Regions from separate parts of the Homo sapiens genome. Here all the other regions are linked to region 1. A link is an interaction called in ENCODE POLR2A ChIA-PET data of the cell type or tissue named here. Cell type or tissue: Caco-2. All regions are shown on one strand.

Evidence for each region. Peaks named below come from ENCODE experiments on the same cell type or tissue, not always from the same donor. Only the 100,000 strongest peaks of a DNase experiment are listed, where the experiment ranks them.
Region 2: POLR2A ChIA-PET joins it to region 1 with 6 read pairs; 3 of 35 experiments call an interaction of 5 or more read pairs at or near these places.
Region 3: POLR2A ChIA-PET joins it to region 1 with 5 read pairs; 3 of 35 experiments call an interaction of 5 or more read pairs at or near these places.

Annotation. Positions count from the first base shown.
Region 1 is chr7:140,047,058-140,052,057 of GRCh38, reverse strand. All of the region lies in intron 4 of PARP12 (poly(ADP-ribose) polymerase family member 12), which reads left to right. Among named protein-coding and RNA genes, the nearest start is that of PARP12, 13 kb to the left of the region's middle. RefSeq lists a silencer at 103-303. In Caco-2, no CTCF peak of the experiment used is centred here; a DNase peak (open chromatin) is centred at 2,637.
Region 2 is chr7:139,750,995-139,755,994 of GRCh38, reverse strand. The region is part of intron 1 of HIPK2 (homeodomain interacting protein kinase 2); the gene reads left to right. Among named protein-coding and RNA genes, the nearest start is that of HIPK2, 25 kb to the left of the region's middle. In Caco-2, no CTCF peak of the experiment used is centred here; no DNase peak of the experiment used is centred here.
Region 3 is chr7:140,416,565-140,421,564 of GRCh38, reverse strand. All of the region lies in intron 3 of RAB19 (RAB19, member RAS oncogene family), which reads right to left. Among named protein-coding and RNA genes, the nearest start is that of RAB19, 15 kb to the right of the region's middle. In Caco-2, no CTCF peak of the experiment used is centred here; no DNase peak of the experiment used is centred here.

The sequences.
Region 1 (5,000 bases):
AGACAAAGCAATGGCTCCTAAAAGGGGGAAGTGGCCCAGTCACAGCAGAAGTGATCAGGAGCAGAAGTCACAGCAACAGTTTTTTGAGATGCTGAAGACATTTTACTTGTTGGCTTTCTAGAGGGCCAAAGAGCAATAACATCTGCTTATGATGAGAGTGTCTTGAGAAAGCCAAAACTTTAGCAAAAAAATGCCCAGAAAGCTTCACCAGAGGGTCCTTCTCCACCACCACAAGGCTGCTGCTCATTCCTCATCAATCAAGGGCAATTTTGCAAGAGTTTCAATGGGAAATCTGTAGGCATTCACTTTACAGTCCTGATTTGGCTCTTTCTGACTTCTTTTTGTTTTCTAATCTTAAAAATCTTTAGGTCGGTCATGGTGGCTCATGCCTGTAATCTCAGCACTTTGAGAGGCCGAGGCAGGTGGATCACTTGAGGTCAGGAGTTTGAGACCCGCCTGGCCAACATGGTGAAACCCTGTCTCTACTAAAAATACAAAAATTAGCTGGGTGTGGTGGCACATACCTGTAATCACAGCTACTTGGGAGGATGAGGCAGGAAAGTCACTTGAACCCGGGAGGTGGAGGTTGCGGTGAGCCGAGACCGTGCCACTGCACTCCAGCCTGGGCGACAGAGTGAAACTCTGTCTAAAAAAAAAAAAGAAAAAAAATCTTTAAAGGGCACCCATTTTTCTTCAGTTAATAATGTAGAAAAAAGACTGGATTGACATGGTTAAATTCCTAGGACCCTTGGTTCTTTATGGGTGGACTAAATGGCTGGTATCGTCTTTTACAAAAGTGTCCTGAACTTGATGGAGCTTATATTGAGAAATAAAGTTTATATTTTTTATCTTTTAATTCCGTTTTCCATGAACTTTTTGAAGTCCACTTACATATGTAATATTAACACAGAATTGGGCAGCCATCATCATAGGCAATATGAAAACATTTTCAACACCCCCAAAGTAACCCCGTCTTCATTAGCAGTCTTCCCTCCCCCCAGCTCCTGATGACTACAGATGAAGGTTCCATCTCTATAGATTTGCTTGAATATTTCATATAAATGGAATCATACAGTATTGGTCTTTAGTGACAGTTATACCCATTTTTATTGGGTTATTTGATCTCTTATTGAGTTGTGTTTTGTATATGATTTATACTGAAGATATATCCTTCCAGTCTTTCATGTTTATTTCCTTTATAGTGTACAGGTATTTTAATAGTGGTGTCCAGATAATATTTTTTTTCTTTTATGGTTTGTGTTTTTTGTATCCTAAAAATATTTGCCTATTCTAAGCCTACAGAATGTTTTCTCTTATGGTGTTTTCCTAGAAGTTTCAGGGGCTAGGCTTTTAGGTTGAAGTCTAGCTGTGAATACTTGTTCTCTTAACTCTGATCATTCTGTCCTTAGGTATCGCTGTTTCTGTGTGAGTTGCTGCCTCTCTTTGAATTGTTTTCCTTCATGTGTTGAGCGACTCTTGGTTGTCTGTCACGTTGGTGCTTGAGAATCCCGTATACCTGTTGGTTGATTTCCATGGGGCTGATTTGGATTCCAGGCCCTCATTCTAGTGATGGTGGGGAAGAGGCAGAAGGTCCTGCTTGGTGAGGTGGGAGGCTGGCATGTAGCCTAGGACTGGGACGGGGGCTTTGGTGGCCGTCTCATTTGCTTTTCTCTTGCTCTAACCCTTATATTCACACTTAGTTTAACTAGGAAGTGCACAGCAAGCTTCCTTCACACAAGCAAGTTAGGGGAAGGGAGTGCCTCTGCCAGGGGCTCCCATTGTTCTCATTGGGATTGGCCTGGGTATCGTTCTTGCTCCTGGCTTCATCTGACTCTGAATCTGTGATGACCCCAGATCTTTTCTACTTCTGTGGTATGTTCTGCACATTTTGTCTGCATTTTTCTCTCTTCTTTTTATATCTATTTGATTCTCATTGCTCCATAGTTTTAGCAATTCTTGAATAATTCTGGTCTTTTGATGGTATTTTTTATTGTTTTCCAGTGCTTTTGGATTTATTATTCTCTCTGGCCTGTTATTTCAAGGACTATAGGGAGGAAGGGCTGGGGTGGATGTGGTGTTTTGTCTGCCAAATTGATTTGATTTCTATGACTCACGTCCTAGAAAGCCCCTGGAATGCCAACGTGAGGTAGGGAACATTAGAAGGCGGGAAAAGAAGTTGAGAAAGGGGACAGGAAGACCAGGACAAGGGAAAGGACCTTATGTCTCTACCGCTGTGCTGGGACTAGGCTCTCACCAGCTGCTGTGGCTGCAGTGGCTTACCTGGTGCCTCCTGTCCTGGGCACCTTCCAGCTGTGAACAGTGTGGTCTATAGCTCAGCTTTGTTTCAGAACGGAAGCCTCAGGCCTGCTGTTTGATTATAGTGCATTCCCCTGGCCCCCATGTCCTTCCTGAGGAAGCATCAGCCTGGAGGGCCCTAAGGAGTGCACCTTCCCCAGGATGTGCCTGTTTGCAGGGAGATCCTGTCTCAGGCTGTCCATAGTACACCTGTGCCTGGGGTTTGTAGGTATAGCATTTGACTACTGGGATGCCCTGGGGTGGCCTTCTGCTCTCATCCCTGATCATTTCCTCTAATGCCTTTCAGGGAGGGAACAGGAACTGGTTGGTTGTGACCTTGGACCATAGCTATTTGTCTTTCCTGGCCCAGCCCTTTAATTATCTGTTGTGTACACACCTGCTTGAGAGAGTTCAAGAGGTTCCTGACCTAGTGAGCTGTCCATGTTCAAACTGGACAAGTTAGGAGATCTTCAGTCCCTGGTGTGGCTGTTTTCAGCCTTGTTGCACTTAGAGGAGTTTCCTTGCTTGGGTGTCCCCACCTTGTTCCCTCAGTCCTCTCAGCCTGGCACTCTCTTCTGCCCTGTCTGCTCGGCCCCATACCTGATCACACAATCCCAGGCACCCTCCCACCCTCCTCCATGGGACTTCCCCCACCAGGTGCTTTTGCAGAGCCTGGGAAAGAAGTGGCATTGAGATGTGCCTGAAAGAATGCACACAATTTTAGAAAATTTTAATTTTTTTCAAGTATCAAATTAGCTAGTTTCATTATTATTTTGAAATACAAATTAAAAATGTACAAAGGACACTCAGTAAGAAATAAGTCGCCCTCACACCAGTTTTCTCCAGAACTCAAGTCCCCTCCAAGAAACAGCCATAATTATCCATTCTTTGAATATCCTTTCATCGAGACTGTATACGTGTACAAGGGTATGTGTCTGTTCAGTTTCCTTACACAGGCACGCTAGCATGGCTTTCTACCTTTTTCACTTAATTAGATGTATAATTTTTGGAATATATTATATCTTCTTGTGGTTCAAAGTTCAAAACATGCCAAAATGACAGAAGTCTTTGCTTATAACTTTGTCTCCAGTTACCAGGTTCCCTCTGCAAGAAATAATATGTGCATGTGTGTGTGTTTAGTTAGAATATGTCTAAACTTACTTTTTTTTCTATTTTTTACCCAAATAGAGGCATTCTGCACCTTGTTCTCTATCTTCCTGCCTTAGAGCAAATATCTCAGAGGTAGCTAGCTGCATGTCACAGTGCAAAGAGCTTCTCATTCTTTTTCTCTCCTTTCTCCCTGTCCTCTCATGACACTTCTCTGTGTGGATATAGCAGAACCTCACATAGGCTGTTGACAGGTAGGGAGAGGGTGTGGGTGGCGTTCCCGGTGGTGGCAGGCACCAGCAAAGACAGGGCAGGCAGCGTGTGCTTGGAGTGATGAGAGAAGTGAGGATCTGGCTGCCCAGGAGGAACATGGGGTTGGTGAGGGGAGCAGCTCACCGGAACCCATAGGTCTGGGCCATTGTGTGGATGTTGGTGGGAGAGTGTCAGGGAAGGAGTGAGCATGTTGTTAGCCAGAAGAGATGCAAGGAGCCTGTAACCATGCTGCTGACCTGCCTTCAGTTGGACGTGTTGGGTTGGGATGGATTTCTGGTAGGGATGAATCTGGCTCCATCTTTGCTGTGATCTCTGCCCGTCCACCTGCCACACAGAGAGTGATATTGAGGAGTCAGACTGCCCCCTGCAGTGATGAGACCTTTGACCTTCGCATAATCAGCTTCTTACTCTCATTAAATAAAGTTCATAGATGATATAAACCATCAACATACATATTTCTAAAAAATTGCCAGGTGTGGTGGCTCACACTTGTAATCCCAGCACTTTGGGAGGCCAAGATGGGTGGATCACTTGAGGCCAGAAGTTCGAGACTAGCCTGGCCAACATGGTGAAACCTTGTCTCTACAAAAAATACAAAAATTAGCTGTGTGGTGGTGCACACCTGTAATCCCAGCTACTGAGGAGGCTGAGATGGGAGGATCACCTGAGCCTGGGAGGTTGAGGCTGCAGTGAGCCGTGATTGTGCCACTATACCCCAGCCTGGGTGACAGTGAGACCCTGTCTCAAAAAAAAAAGTAAGGTCCTGTTAAAAAGTGAGACATAAAGAAGGAAGATGTATGTCTTAGTCCATTTTGTTGCTTATAACAGAGTACCTGAAACTGGATAATTTATAAAGAAAAGGAATTTATGTCTTACCTATATGGAGGCTGAGAAGTCCAGGTTGTCAAGGGCCTGCATCTGATGAGGGCCTTCTTGCTGGTGGGGACTGCAGAGTCCTGAGGTGCTGCAGGGCATCACATGGCAAGGGGGCTGACCATGCTAGCTCAGGTCTCGCTTCCTCTTATAAAGCCACCAGTTCCACTCTCATGATAACCCATACACCCATTAATCCATTTATCTATGACCCAGTCACCTCTTAAAGGCCTTACCGCTCAATACTATCACATTGGCGATTAAGTTGTAACAAGAGTTTTAGAAGGGACAGACATTTAAATCATAGCAATGTATATAATAAAATGCAAAAAGTGTTTCTGTATCTAAATGCTCAGGCATGCCGGCACTGAAAAAACAGACTCCACCACACATTTCAGAATGTTCCCAGGTCAGTGGGCAGCACCACACCTGTTGACAACCACAAGGCTAGG
Region 2 (5,000 bases), 300 kb after region 1:
GAAGGTAGAACATGGCTCAGAAGAATATGCATTTCCTGTAAGAAAACATTTGTCTGAAAGGAATTATAATAATTGAGAATTAAGCTGTATGATACAGAAGCAGTATCTGAAGGGCAGATGGATAATAGAAGGTAGCTGTGGTGCAACTCGAATCAATGGCTGGAAAGCCACAGGAGGCAGATTCCCACCAGGCCCTAAGGAAGGACACCGTACCGAAGCCCTCCACATGTGGACATCCATGGGGCCTGCGATTTCTCTGGTACTGGAGGTATTCCAGATGAGTGCCTTGTGAAGGGACTGCCGGAGACTGGCATCCAACAGAACATGGATGTGGGACCAGAGCATCTTTAAGGCTTCTTCTCAGAGAGGCTGGTAGTTCTGAGCGTGTTTACAGTTCCATTGAGGGAGAAAAAAGGAAGAAGCAGGGAAAAAGAGTTAGGTGGGGATTTTCCCCGTCAGCTCAGGAGACCTTGTTTCTCTTCAGAGAGAGTAGGATGGTAGAAAACAAATTGTTTTTTGTTTCATGGTCTGTTTATTAGTAGATTATTGGTTAAGATGCTTTTAGCTTCAAGGGACAGAAACCAACACAAAGTGTATAAACAAAAGGGAAAACTGACTGACTGGTTAACAAGAAGTTCTGAGGTCATCAGCTCCAGGGTTGGTTGTAAAAAACTGATGTTCTTTCTGTATTTCTGCCCCATGGTTTGTGGTATGTCGGTCTGATGGCTGCCACAGTTCTAGGCATCACATCCAACTCAACAGTGTCCATGGGAAAAAGAGCATCTCTTTAAAGCAAGAAAACCTTTTCCAGAAGCTTCCTGCAGACCTCCCTTCACACCTCGTTGACCAGGCTGATGGTGTGTGCCAGTGCCTAAGTCAAGTCATTGACAACAGGAAGAAGATGAGCCCTGGCTGAGTTAAACTGACCAGGATGTGCATCCCCCCCATGCTGGAAGTGAGGCCGTCTTCCCTGAGAGTCAGTATCCGAACAGAAAGATCACCCAATGCATGTTGTTTTTAAAGTACTTATGGAGATCTCTGTGCCGTGGTGGTATCATCCGTATGAACCATCCAGGCTGTAGTCAGAGAATCAGAGACTCGCTGTGTGATCTCCAAGAAGCCGTATCACCTGTGTCCTCCATAGCAAGAGAACGTATTGGAAGCCCCTCCTAGCTTTCGAATTCCATCATCGTCTCTCCTTCTCTCCCCTTCAGCTCCCCTCCCACTGCCCACGGAGGCTGCTGTGTGACAGAGGAAGTTTCTTATCAAGTCCTCAGTGATCTATGTAAAGAAGAGATGGTGTTTTCTCAGGCTCTTAGCACTTTGTTCTGTTGGTTTCACAAACTAATTATTGTTCAGAATTTAATTTTTAGAAAATTTTAATGACTTTTGTAAGAGGTTTAGTTAACATACTGCACACACACACTCTCTGTCTCTCTCACACACTTAGCTTTTCTATGTGTATATACATGTACATGTATCTATATTCTAACCTGGCTTTGGTGGAACCAGCTTTCTTGCTCTGTGCACAGACATCTTCCTGCTGCTCGTTTCAGCCCTGATGTGGTGGAATGTGTCTGAAGCATGCGTTTCTAGGTCTTTTCCTTATGGCCTCCACAAAGTGGTCTTGATGGCCCTCAGTTCTGTTCAGCAGTAATGCAAAGTGAAGATGTTTCTCTGACTCAAAAGTGAGATGACATTAATTGAGCGCCTACCATTTGTGCTCCTTCTATCGGAGACTTAGATACGATATTTATGCTTAAAATGGCTCTGAAATTAAAGGGCAAGGCCTGAGGTGCAGTATCTCCTCTTTCTAGCCCTCCCATTCAGGCCTGTTTAGCTACTTTCTCCCCACTTCCAAAGGGTGTCTCTTGGAAAGAAGCAGGACTGTCCCCTAAATTGGAGCAGATAGCAGCCTGGGGCCTCGAGCCCCCGCTTCCCTTTGTGTTGTGCACTGGCTCCAGCGTGGCGCCCGTCTTTGAAGTCAGGTGGAAGCCCCACAGGCAGGGCTGCTGCCCTCCTGCTCTCTGGCCATTCAGCACAACCTTTAGTCTAGGAAAAGTGCCAGTCTTCATTTCCAAGTATCATATCTCCCTAAATGGGGCAATCTGCTTTAAATGCCTTCTCCACTGGCGCCTTCCCCATCTCACAATTGGCATAATTAAAGGGAAAGGCTCACCTCCTTTGCTGCCTATGTGTACTGGGTCAGGGCGTTGGCTGGGGGCCGCTGGTGTGTATGCACGCCTGCCCTCGCAGAGACGCTCCCTTGGCCCTCCAGCCCTTGAGTGATCATTTTCAGAAGTGTTCAGAGCCACTCTGCAAGCATACACTTTACCTTTGCATTTTCCCTACTGTGCTCAACTCAATAACAGGCAAGCTGGTTACTATGATCCATGAAGCTTTTTGTATCTTGCTGGAAAAAAATGCACTCTGAGCTGAAAGATAATCTCCCTCGATGGTTCCAAGTCAGAATTTGCTTTATGACTCATGACATTTGGTGTCTTTCTCCATGAAGATTTCCCCCTTCTCCTCGTCCACTCCCAGCTTCAGATGTGTGCGATGGTGTGGTTCATCCTTAGAGAGTCACTGCTGGTCCCAAGGAATGGTGTGACATGTAGGAAGGCTCCCGTGGTTGCTGGTCCCCTCTGATCTCCAGTTCAGCTGCCACGCCAGCACCCTCGATTAAGCTCCTTTGGAACCTGGGTTTTTATTACCTGCCACTCAGCTTAAAGCAGAGGCCTCTCAGAGGGCATGCCTGGTAATGCAGCTGCCCTCTGTTCTGCGGAGGCAGCCTCAGTCTCCATCACCTCCCTCTCAGAAGTCAGTCTCTCAGCAGCACTGGGGGGCCCACTGTGTGCAAAGCCCTGTGCCCACTGGTTCAGCCAAGAATGGAATAGAAAACAACCATGCCCATCTGACTACTGTAAAGAGGGACAGGAGAACCTTGGGACAGAGGCATACCTGTGCTTGCCCAAGCCTACCTAGACCACCCTCTTGTGGGATGTGCACTGGGAATTGATTTCCCAGTGGTGGGGACAAACTTGTGCTCATTTCTGCCTCGTTTGTCACCTAGATTCTCTTTACGATGACATCTAATGTGCAGAAGTCCAGCCCGTAGCAGCAGCATTTGACTAATGTGGGAAGTTCAGGAATTTTGAGCCTGGAAAGTCCTGGGAAGGAAAATCCCTCATGCTTCAGCAGGGCTGTGTGGCCGGTTCTCCATGTGCTTCAGCAGAGTTTTCTTTCTCTTTTTCTTTTTTTTTTTTTTTTCAGCTGTGAAAAAAGCAGTGCCAGCTGTTTGGTAAAATATGGGTCAGTGAGAAATAGGATTTGCTTTATAGAAGTTAACTTTGGAGAATCGTGTCCTCAAAAAGAAAAGAAGTCTAAAGATAGGAGGACTGAGGGAATCCTGGGTGTGGTGATCCTAACCCCATAAGTTAGCTTGGGGTGCTTTCAGGAAGATTTTGGTTTCCAGCAGTTCAGAAGGGAGGTGGGCATGATTTGGTGCAGAAGGGGGAGAGGTGAGGGAGAAAATCACATGCAGACACGTTGAGTAGTGATAAACCACGAGACAGACTCTGCACGGCCGGACAGAGGGCATCTTATTAGAGTGGAAAAGAATAGTATTTTATTTTGCTGTGAACAAGATAGTTTGGGGAGTGGAGAAGAGCTCCCAGGGTGGGCGATGACAGGTGTCTGGGGGACACTGGAGCCAGTGGATGCAGCAAACAGCTTGGACTTCAGTCCCTTTTCTAGCAAAGGAGCTGCCCCTGTGGGGTGGGGGGCTGAGGAGGTTGGAGACCATTTGAAATAGCTTCTGAGCATGTGTGTGCACACAGGCACATGCATGGCTGGTGTCTCTTAGAGAAAAGGTATTTAGAGAAAAGCAAGGTTGTGAGTGGCCTGAGAGCAGTTACAATTGATTTTGAATATGGAAGCAATTCTACCTAATCCAGAGAATATACAAAGTATACTTTGGAAAGGGGCAGTAAACTTTTCTGGTTGGCCTGCCTTCCTCCCTCCTTTTCTTCTTCCCTTTCTCTCTTCTTCCCTTCCTCCCATCCTTCCTTCCTTCTGTGATCTTTGTGGGAGAGCAAGAGCTATTTGTATGTAGTGATTATAAATTTGGTACTTACATAGAATTTCTCAACATGTTTCTCAGAGATTAACATGATCCCTGGGAGAATCTGGAAGGTCTATCTTTGGGGTGTCTTCTGAAGAAGATTGTGATTCTTATGGCATCTGCCTTCTCAAGCCCTTAGTCATTAATTATTTACTCTCATATCTCTCAATGCATGCAGTTTAGTGCCTAGCACTAAGTGATGGTTTGTGTGCATGGTTGGCCCAGCAGAAATATGTTTGTCCATCCATCCATCCATCCATCCATCCATCCATCCATCCATCTATCCATCCAACCATCCATCCATCCATCCCTCCCTCCCTCCCTCCCTCCCTCCCTCCAAATCATTCATCAAATAAGGGAACCTTCCCCAAAGGTCCCAGCTGTTCTCTCTCCCCTTCTTATAGGCTATAACTGGGTAACATGCCTAGCCCAGATCATTCACTCCCAGGCACAGCAAACAATTAGCTTAGACTAGCCAGGATTGGTTCTTGAGTCACACAAAGGGGAGGTGGAAGGTGGTTGGAGGTGGTGGTGGGGAGAGTGACATCTAAACTAAATCCTGTCTCTCCAGAAGAGAAAGAGGGAATGGCTATTAGGAAGGCAACTTACAGTGTCTGCTTCAACATGTTCATTTTTTTTTAAATGTTTCACTCTGATTGTAGTGTTTTTTAACTATACTATTCTCTAAATTTGGCTGTGTTTACTATGGTAATTATTTTAATTAAGTTCTATTTGATTATTTGTAATTCACCTTGTTTTACAACTTTTGATTGATTTTATAGTATAAATACGTATACTGCAATAAACCATATGATACATAAAAGAATTTAGGACAGGATCAGGATAAATACAAATAAATATAGAAGTTCAAAGTTAG
Region 3 (5,000 bases), 370 kb before region 1:
AACATAGTGAAACTTCATCTTTACTCATAATATAAAAATTAGCTGGGCGTAGTGGCACGTGCCTGTAATCCCAGCTACTTGGGAGGCTGAGGCATGAGAATCGTTGAACCTAGGAGGTGGAGGTTGCAGTGAAGCAAGATTGGGCCACTGTACCCCAGCCTGGGTCACAGATCAAGACTCTGTCTCAAAAAACAAAACAAAACAACCTAACTGGACATGTTGGAATGTGCCTGTCGTCCCAGCTACTTGGAAGATTGAGGCAGGAGGATTGCTTCAGCCCAGGAGTTCGAAGCTGCTGTAAGCTAGGATGGCACTATTGCACTCCAGCCTGGGTGACAGAGTTGGACCCTATCTATAAAAAATAAAACATAAAAGGCCAGGCGTGGTGGCTCATGCCTGTAACCCCAGCACTTTGGGAGGCCAAGGCGGGTGGATCATGAGGTCAGGGGTTCAAGACCAGCCTGACCAACATGGTGAAACCCCGTCTCTATTAAAAATACGAAAATTAGCTGGGTGTGGTGGTGGGCGCCTATAATCCCAGCTACTCAGGAGGCTGAGGCAGGAGAATTGCTTGAACCCGGGAGGTGGAGGTTGCAGTGAGTCAATATCGCGCCACTGCACTCCAACCTGGGCGACAGAGCAAGACTCAGTCTCAAAAAAATAAAAATAAAATAAAAAATAAGAAAACCAAAATATTCCTTCCTTCAGGTATTTTTAAGAAGAGAGAGGGAAAAGTTACTCCACAGGGTGGAAGATGATGTTTGCAACATATGTAACTGACAAAGGGCTGGGGCCTCCTTCAAGAGAACCTAGTGCCCAGAATGCAGGTCACAGACAGCCCAACAGGACCCTAGTGCAGCGCCCTAGTGGGGACAGCACCCCATCCCCCATACCATGAGGGCACTCATGCACATCCATGCTGCAGGATGCAGGATTCGATTCCTCTATCAGGCAACCTTGGCTTTTGAGCACCCCACTGCCTGAAAAATAAACTTTCTTTGAATTGTGCTTAGTCTAAGACTCTTCCTACCTACTAAGCCATCCTTCCTCCGTTCTCTCCTTCCCAGGGGCAGGTCTACATCTCATAGAAGACTCCCTGCCTCCTTCTGCTCCTTCTTCTTCTTCTTTTTTTTTTTTTTTTTTTGATATGGAGTCTCACTCTGTTGCCCAGGCTGGAGTGCAATGGTGCGATCTCAGCTCACTGCAACCTCTGCCTCCTGGGTTCAAGCGATTCTCCTGGCTCAGCCTCTTGAGTAGCTGGGATTACAGGCGCCCACCACCACGCCCAGCTATTTTTTGTATCTTTAGTAGAGACGGGGTTTCGCCATGTTGGCCAGGCTGGTCTCGAACTCCTGACCTCAGGTGATCCACCTGCCTCGGCCTCCCAAAGTGCTGGGATTACAGGCATGAGCCACTGTGCCCAGCCCTGCTCCTTCTTCTTTATCCCTCACAGCTGTTTCTCCCAGTAAATCTCTTGCATGTCTATCTCATCCTGTCCCAACATCTGCTTCCTGGAGGACCCACACTGACACAGACTCATTTTCAGAAGATATAAGCTACTGTTAGGAATTGACAAGAAAAAGATAACAAACAGAAAAATAGGCCTTGGACTTGAAAAGTATTTCACAACAGAGGATATCCGAATAGCTAACAAACACCTGAAAAGGTGTTCAATCTCATTAATAAACAGGGAAATGCAAATGAAAAACACTAGTGATCTCATGACACACTTCTCAGGATGCATGGAAGTAAAAGGACTAATAGCACCAGATGTTGGTGAGGATGTAGAACAACTGAAACCCACACACACTGCTGATGGGAGTACACACTAGAACGACCACTCTGGCAAGTGGTTTGAGATTATCTAGAGCTGCATGACCATGCAATTTTGCTCCTGGGTATTACTCAACAGAGATGTGTGCCCATCGGCATCAATAAACATATACCAGAATGTTCGGAGCAGCAATTTTCCTAGTTGCCCCAAAATAGAAGCAACTCAAATGTCCATTGCCAAGAGAACAGAGAAATACTCTGTAGGGTGTTCTTGCAAAGGAATAGTATACGAATTATACAAAAGAATAGATTACAGCCACATGCAACGATGGATGAAACTGTTAAACAATATTGAGGGAAAGAAACTTAGGCAAAAAGGTATGATTTTGTTTATATATAACGTACAAAACAATAGCAAAACAAGACGAGGCACAGTGGCTCACACCTGTAATCTCAGCACTTTGGGAGGCTGAGGTGGGTGGATCACTTGAGGTGGGGAGTTCAAGACCAGCCTGGCCAACATAGTAAAACGCATCTGTACTAAAAATACAAAAATTAGCTGGGCGTGGTGGCACATGCCTGTAATCCCAGCTACTTGGGAGGCTGAGGCATGAGAATCACTTGAACCTGGGAGGTGGAGTTTGCAGTGAGCTGAGATCACGCCACTGCACTCCAGCCTGGGCAACAGAGTGAGACTCCATCTCAAAAAAAAAAAAAAAACAAACCACAAAACAAACAAACAAAAAACCCACCAAAACAAAACTGCAGTATTTAGGGATGTGGGCTTAGGTAGTAAAATGATTAAAAAAGAAAAAAGCAAAGAAGTGTTTATCATAAAAGCACTTGCCTTTGGGGCAGAAGGAGTGTGGAGTAATAAAGTGAAAGCTGGTGGGGGAGAAGAGTGGGCTGGCAATATTCTTTTTTTTTTTTTTTGAGACAGGGTTTCACTGTGTCACCCAGGCTGTGGTGCAGTGGTGTGATCACAGCTCACTGCAGACTCTACCTCCTGGGCTAAAGCAATCCTCCCAATTCAGCCTCCTGCGTAGCTGGGACTACAGGCGCATGCCATCATACCCAGCTAATTTGTAATTTTTTTGTAGAGATCGGGTCTCCCTATGTTGTTCAGGCTGGTCCGACCTCTGCCTCCCAAATCCCTGTTGGGATTACAGGTGTGAGCCCACACCCAGTCAATATTCTTCTTTTTTTTTTTTTTTAAGAGACAGAGTCTGTCTCTGTCACCCAGGCTGGAGTGCAGTGGCGCAATCTCGGCTCACCGCAACCTCTGCCTCCCGGGTTCAAGCAATTCTCCTGCCTCAGCCTCCCGAGTAGCTGGGACTACATACAGGTGCATACTGCCACGCCCGGCTAATTTTTTTTTTTTTTTTTTTTTTTTTTGTATTTTAGCAGAGACGGGGTTTCACCATGTTGCCCAGGCTGGTCTCCAACTCCTGAGCTCAGGCAATCCACCCGCCTCAGCCTCCCAAAGTGCTAGGACTACAGGTGTGAACCACTGCACCTGGCCAATATTCTCTGTCTTGACCCAGCTGGTGTTTGCTCAGCTGTTCCCTTTGAGATAAATTAATGTGTACTTTTCTTTATATACATTAATATGTCCCAATAAAAAATATTTTGAAAATCTTTTCCCATAGTCACTGTCACCAACCTGCCCAGTGTCAAAGCTGGACTTAGATCATAATGATCCCCAAAGAAGTTTAAATCCAAGACCATTTTCAGCAGACATTAGCACATTTGAGTGCTACAATAGGCTAGGAACGGGGGCCCATGGAGACCAGGCTCTGGCCTCAGGCAGCTGTCAATGCTAACAGGGTCTTTGCAGGTGTGATTAATTTGAGGATCTTGAGATGGGGAGATTATTCTGGACTAGCTGGGCAGGCCCTGAATGCAATCACAAGTAACCTTACAAGGGGGAGGTAGAGGGAGACTTGATCCCACACAGGCAGGAAAAGGTGAGGCACACAGAGCCAAAGATGGCACCAGAAGCCAGAGGAGGCGAGGGACAGTCTCCCCTACAGCGTCCAGAGGGGCACGGCCCTGCTGACACCTCCATTTCAGCCCCGCAGGACTGATTTCAGACTTGTGGCCTCCAGAACAGTGGGTGAACACATCTGTTGTTTTCAGCCCCCAGCTCGTGGCAGTTGGTTACAGCAGCCACAGGAAGCTCGTATAGCATGCACCTTCAAGAGAACCATGCGTGTGTTTTTAGCTGGTGAGCCTGAAGCTCTGGGCTGAGCTCTGCTTCTAGAAGAAAGGAATGACAGTCCCTGGTGGAAGAAGGGATGTGGTGGGAAAAGGAACCCCTGCAGCCAGGAATCTGATCTACTCCCTGCATCCCACTCCATCTGTGGATTTGATTTTTTTTTTTTTTTTAAGAGATAGGGTCTCCATCTGTTACCTAGGCTGGAGCACAGTGGCTCAGTCATAGCTCACTGCAGCCTTGAACTCCTAGCCTCAAGCAATGTGCCCACCTCAGTCTCCAGAGTAGCTGAGACTATAGGCGTACACCACTGAGTCCAGCTAATTTTTTTTTTTTTTTTTGAGACAGAGTCTCGCTCTGTCACCCAGGCTGGAGTGCAGTGGTGCGATCTCGGCTCACTGCAGCCTCTGCCTCCTAGGTTCAAGTGATTCTTGTGCCTCAGCCTCCCAAGTAGCTGGGACTATAGGCACTCACCACCACACCTGGCTGATTTTTTTTTTTTTTTGTATTTTTAGTAGAGATGGGGTTTCACCATGTTGGCCAGGCTGGTCTCAAACTCCTGACCTCAAGTGATCCACCTGCCTCGGCCTCCCAAAGTGCTGGGATTACAGGTGTGAGTCACCGCACCCGGCTTAATTTTTTATTTTTTGTAGAGACGGAGGTCTCACTATGTTGCCTGGGCTGATCTCAAGCTCCTGGCATCAAGCAATCTTCCCACCTCAACTTCCCAAAGTGCTGGGATTTATAGGTGTGAGCCACGGCGCCCAGCTGGATTCTAACTTTTATGACCTGCTCCTTCCACCTGCTCCTCCACCACAACTAGATCAACAGTGCTGATGTCCACGGGTCCACCCGCCAACAGCCAGGGCTGCACACTCTGGGGTGAGCCAGGTGCCTGGAGGAAGGGAAAGGATCTGAAGTTTGCTAAGTGCACAGTGACAGACGGCCCTGCCCCAAGGAAGGGCTTCTTCATTTTGTTAGGGAGGCAAGACAGACACACAGAACATTAAAT